Linked DNA regions of Homo sapiens: region 1 is linked to region 2. The links are chromatin loops, found by intact Hi-C in ENCODE. Cell type or tissue: HepG2. All regions are shown on one strand. Links, peaks and the distances in the headings refer to the core of each region. The heading gives the core; the rest is flanking DNA. Region 1 has its middle 78 kb from the start of DMRT1. Region 2 overlaps KANK1 (KN motif and ankyrin repeat domains 1).

Region 1 (2,915 bases), core at 321-2,820, 210 kb after region 2:
ATTTGGAAGGAAGGCAATCAAGATGGAGATTAAAACCAGCTTAACATGGAACTAGAGAGGCAAAACAGCCTCCCTTGTGAGGTTCTGAGTTGTAGAGTAGGAAGGTGGCATGTCCTTGCCTCACTACCCCTTCGTTCCCATTCGGTGGCTGACAGCTTCTGTTTCTCATTTCTTATTAGACTAAAGCTTGACTCTTGCTCTGCTGTTTCTTTTCATTGATGAAGCTTAAATAACCAGTAATCACAGCATGCAAAATAGTGTGCACCAGACTTCATATAGTTAAAGTGAGAGTCTTCATTTTTGAAAATATGCTCCAGGCAACTTTGGAAAAAGCAGAATTACTTCCTCTTGTAGGCCACTGGACAGACCCTACTTCGTCCTAAAGTAAGGTGAAGGCCAAAAGACGGGCTTCCAGGGCCAACTACACTACACCTACCTTTTGCCTTAACTTTATTCACTTGTGGGCAACATCAAAAGATGAGCCTATTTTGGGGCCGGCCGCAGTGGCTCACGCCTGTAATCCCAGCACTTTGGAAGGCCGAGGCGGGTGGATCACGAGGTCAGGAGATCGAGACCATCCCGGCTAACACGGTGAAACCCCATCTCTACTAAAAATACAAAAAATTAGCCGGGCGTGGTGGCTCACGCTTGTAGTCCCAGCTACTCGGGAGGCTGAGGAAGGAGAATGGCGTGAACCCAGGAAGCGGAGCTTGCAGGGAGCCGAGATTGCACCAGCGCACTCCAGCTTGGGCGACAGAGCGATACCCCGTCTCAAAAATAAATAAATAAAAAATAAAAAATAAAAATGGAAAGAGAACTACTTCTTTCAAAAACTAGGTGGAGGTCGGACACAGTGGCTCACGCCCGTAATCATAGCACTTTGGGAGGCCAAGGCAGGCGGATCACTCGAGATCAGGAGTTCGAGACCAGCCTGGCCAACATGGCGAAACTCCCTCTCTACTGAAAATACAAAAAAAATGAGCTGGGCATGGTGGTGGGCGCCTGTAATCCCAGCTGTTCCGGAATCTGAGGCAGGAGAATCGCGTGAGCTGAGGAGGCAGAGGTTGCAGTAAGTGGAGAGGGCACCACTGCACTCCAGCCTGGGCGACAGAGTAAAATAAAAGTAATTTTAAAAACTAAGTGGAAATTAAATGAAATTTAATATTAAATGTTTCCAAATAAAACATTATAATTTATTAAAATCCTTTTTAAAAAACTTTAAAAATCTTTTTGAAAAAAACTTTCTAAAAAGCAATTTAAAGGGAATCTTTGCCTTTTACAGTATTGAGTCCACTGCTCTTTTCCTTTCCTCTTTCGTTCTTTAATTCCTTCATGTCTCGCAATAAAGGAAGAAACACGTACAGTTTGGGCATATATCTAGTTGCACATATCCTGGCCCTAGTGTAAAAGACCACAGGGTTTACAGGAGCGCGTAGCCTTTTCTTAATTTAAAAGAATACAGGACGCAGGAGAGAACCACACCCCGCAGACCCAGGCGTAGCGAGTTGTCTGCCCTGTGGCACTCTGTCACCTAGTGTCTGAATCTGCATATTGCACTCTCCTCGATATCCCTTGGTCTGCGAAGGATGAAGTTCCTTCCACCATACGGCCACCGCCATCACCATCACCTTACGACCAACCCCAATGCTCTGCAATGGAGAACAAGCGCCACCATGTTGCAGGGTTCCAGAAAGCAGCAGCTCTGGAACCAGACAGACCTAACTTAGACTCCTAGCTTCCCGTTTACCAGCCGAGACTTTGAGCAAGGGACTTTACCTTTTTAAGCCCTAGTTTCTACATCTATAGAATATGGATGGTAAAAATGCCTGTCTCTAGACTTGTAACCACTGAGCTTCTAGAAAGCCAAATGGGTATGATGTTATAAACATTAAATGAAATATCACAGATAAAGTGCCTGCAAAGCATAGATCAGGCTGGGTGCAGTGGCTCAGGCCTATAATCTCAGCACTTTGGGAGGCTGATGCAAGCAGATCACTTGAGGTCAGGAGTTCAAGACCAGCCTGGGCAACAGGGTGAAACCCCACGAGGACTAAATTATGTTTTTTTATCTTGCCCAAACTCCTATCTAAGGGGTCTGGGGCATCACGCCCTACAAATCACAAATTCTCATCAGATGGGTTTTAATTAGCCCTATATATTGTGACTTACTTTCCAAACTGACTCTGGCATAACATGAGACAAGGGAGAAAATCAAAATATTTTACCCCAAAACATGTTCGTCATATTTTGTAATGGCCCTGCAAAGCTGTTCTGTATAGGGGAAAATTTGCATCTGTAAAGAATCTATTAACACAGCTAGATCCTTTTCTTCCAGACCCTCCCAATCCTAAAGAGATTAACTAAGATCTAAATAAGAAACATTTGTCATCTGTTGTCTCTAAGGGCAGCACTATGAGACTTCAAAACAACTTAGGTCTCCACAATCTTTATCTTAACCTGAACATTCCTTTTCTATGAATCCCAGGTCTTCAGACAAACTCAACCAATTGTCAAAATACTTAAACTCACCTATAGCCTGGAAACCCGCGCCCCACCCTCTCAACCCTTTGACTTGCCCCCACCTTTCTGGACTAAACCAATGTAGTGCTCAAATGTATTTGATTGATGTCTCTTGCCTCCCTGAAATGTATAAAACCAAGCTGCACCCTGTCCACTTTGGGCACATGTTTTCAGGACCTCCTGGGGGCTGTGTCACTCATATTTGGCTCAGAATAAATGTCTTCAAATACTTTACAGAGTTTGACTCTTTTCGTCGACATGCTCTAAACCTTGCCTCAGTCTCTCCCTCTGCCTTATGCCCCTCAAATTCTTTCTTCTGAGGTGGCAAGCACTGAAGTTGCTGCAGACCCATACAGATTCGCTGCCAACATCCTGACCTGTCATTTTATGGGTAA
Region 2 (2,915 bases), core at 126-2,625:
TCACTCTTCCTTTGACAGTCCTCGCAGTCCGCCTGAGAGAGTAGAGAAGACCCCCTCCCAGAACCTTCCTGTAAGGTCTCCCCGCTGACTTCCTGTAGTGGATGTGACTGTGTGCCAGGTGCCTGCCGAAGACCCCTGTCACTGACTGTGCCCTTTGGGAAAGAGTCAACAATGGCCTCCTCCTATGGCTGACTTCGTTCATGTTCAGGCTCTCCAGCTTGCTAGTGAGAATTGCCAAGGATTGGTTCATGGCAGGATAGAACTAAACTGATAGATGAAAGCTCCACAGTGCTTCAAGACGGGGTCCCGTTCATGTTAAGCAGTTTTCCTTCCTTCAAAATAAAAAACTAGCAGTCCTTAGGGAGGACAGTTTTTTCCTTCCTTTTCCTATTCTGGCTCCAACAGCTGTCTCAACACAGCCCGAGATGGGGAGCAGCCTGGCTTCCACCGGCAATAGCTGTATTGTGGGAGTGTGAAAGAGAAGCCACCTTTTCCTCCCTCTGCCCAAGCCACCTGGCCCCTTTGTCCTTTCTCCTCCTCGTCCTCTGAGGTATGAGTGGCTGTGACTGTATGACATAGGAACTATGAAGCGGGGTGAGGGGACGGTTTGGTGCGTAAATCCTCACGCAGGTGGCGGTTATTGTCTGTGTGGAGGAAATAAGCCCGGTTCTTCCTGGGACTGCTTTCATTTCCCTCTAGCTTCCAGAGGGTAAAATGAACCTTAATGGAGGTTGGGGGGTGGCACGCACAAAGTCCTGGGTTGAGGGGGCAGTGGTCAGAAAGTTCCCTAGGGTAATATACAAAGGAGAATTAACACTGGGGACACTGAGGTGGGTTTTGGTCCTTTCCACATAACTGACACCTTTCAAAGCAAGGACTTGCTTTCTCGTGAGGAATGTCAGCAGTCGCAACACCACTGGGTTGGATGCAGGATAATTATTCAGAATCACGAGTTACCTGTTTGCAAGCAATCACATTGCAGGTGGGATAAATAAGCAGACAGTCTGTGGTAGGTTCCCCCACCCCAACCGCCTCCCCTCCCCCCAGGGATACTGTAATTTTAAGTATTGTTTTGGATATTGGTAATTCTAAAGCTCCAATCTTAACTGGGTTTTATGAAAGCCGTTATAGGGTGTTTATTACCAAAAAAACCTCCTTCTTATTTAATAATACAGTGCCTAGCCACTCCTTTTTCCCTGCATCCGTACATGAAGCCTGATTGCAGATCTCGAACAGTATATTTCTTTGAGCTAAACAGCAAGAACAGATAAGGTATCTTATCAAAACACCACGCCAGGTGGCGTGGCTCACAGCTATAATCCCAGCAATTTGGGAAGCTGAGGTGGGAGGATTGGTTGAGGTCAGGAGTTTGAGGCCGCAATGAGTTATCGCGCCACTGCACTCCAGCCTCAGCAACAGAGGGAGACCCTGTCTCTAATAAAACAAAAACATTACACCATTGTCAGAAAGTGATTTGTTCTTCTTTGTTGGATTAAATTCTCTCACGTGCAAGGTAGTGGCCAGCAGCCTAAGAAGATACACAAGCTCTTCACTGTAGATGTTTGGCGGTGTGGGAGTTACAAGGTTAATTATGAGCGTAAGGCCCAGGCATCTTTTCTTCCTAACAATTTCATTTCATCCTATTTCTTTTTCCATTCTTTCTCCGAACTGTCTATACTTTATTAAAGTCTTCTTTTTCCCAGACTCCAGAATAATTTCCTGTGATATGTTTTAGCAGTTTCTCCAGGAAAAGGCTCCAGGAGTCTTTAAATCCAGCCCTCTTTCTGCTGTATCTTTGTGCCTCACATCTTGAGAGAAGTTGAGTGGTAGAAAGTAAAGGAAAGCAGAAAAAGAGATGGGTCAGGGAGGAAAGCCAAGATGGAAAATGGATGGGAATGAATGAGGAACATGATGTGGGTTGGGGTGTCAATTCATGGTTAATACAACATGTGTGGCTCAGTATAACCAGATTGTCATAAGAAGCTCAGGCAGCTCTCCCCCTCTGTTGCCTGGGGCTTTTCGCAGTTACAATAAAAGTGGAAAGATGAAGAATAAGGGCAAGCAGAAGACACACACATTTGCCTGTTTCCCTCTTTTTGTCCAGATTGAGTAGATGGGAGGCAGGGCTGTTACCCATGATGGTGTTTCATACCAGAGTCAATCTACTAGTTTGCTTGGTTTTATAGGCGTGATTCCCAAATTTTGAATCTGAAGTTAGCTGTCAGTTTAAATTCAGAGGGTCCGCAGTTGTTTTTCAGGTTTTTCTTGATTCTGCCTTTGGAAACCAGGAAGATGTTGAATTTACTTTTCATCTGACAATATTGCACATCTGTGAACCCAACTGATCTGAAAGTGTTTACCTCTTAACTCTGTGAAGTTAGCTGGTTATTCTGGATGGCTGGGACAATGGTGAGGACCGTTTATAATGGTTACTCTCACCTGTGCTCCAGACGCTCCACTTGGTGCTAGAAATACAGCAGTGAACAGACATGGTTCTTGCCTCCACACAGCTTGCAGTTTAGTAGGGCAGACTGACGACATTAAAAAGATACCATCGGTGTTGTTATAATGGTGATAAGAGTTACAAAATAAGGGGCCAGGTGCAGTGTCTCACACCTGTAATCCCAGCACTTTGAGAGGCCAAGGCAGGAGGATTGCTTGAGCCCAGGAGTTGGAGACCACCCTGGGCAACATAGTAAGACCTTGTTTCTACAAAAAAAAAAAAAAATCAAAAATTAGCTGGGTGTGTTGATGTGCACCTGTGGTCCCAGCTACTCAGGAGGCTGAGTTGGGAGGATCACTTGAGCTCAGAAGGTCAAGGCTGCAACGAGCTATGATCGCACCACTGTATTCCAGCCTGGGTAAGTGAGACCCTGTCTCAAAAAAACAAAAATAAAGGGAGCATGTAACAGTAG

The links. A loop is a pair of places that touch in the nucleus more often than their neighbours do. Peaks named below come from ENCODE experiments on the same cell type or tissue, not always from the same donor. Only the 100,000 strongest peaks of a DNase experiment are listed, where the experiment ranks them.
Region 1: it touches region 2 in a loop (22-fold over the local background); 5 of 110 quality-filtered maps call a loop at or near these places.

The regions. Positions count from the first base shown.
Region 1 is chr9:762,663-765,577 of GRCh38, forward strand. No RefSeq gene overlaps it. Among named protein-coding and RNA genes, the nearest start is that of DMRT1, 78 kb to the right of the region's middle. In HepG2, for the core only: a CTCF peak has its summit at 1,575; a DNase peak (open chromatin) is centred at 1,609.
Region 2 is chr9:549,172-552,086 of GRCh38, forward strand. All of the region lies in intron 1 of KANK1 (KN motif and ankyrin repeat domains 1), which reads left to right. Among named protein-coding and RNA genes, the nearest start is that of KANK1, 46 kb to the left of the region's middle. In HepG2, for the core only: no CTCF peak of the experiment used is centred there; no DNase peak of the experiment used is centred there.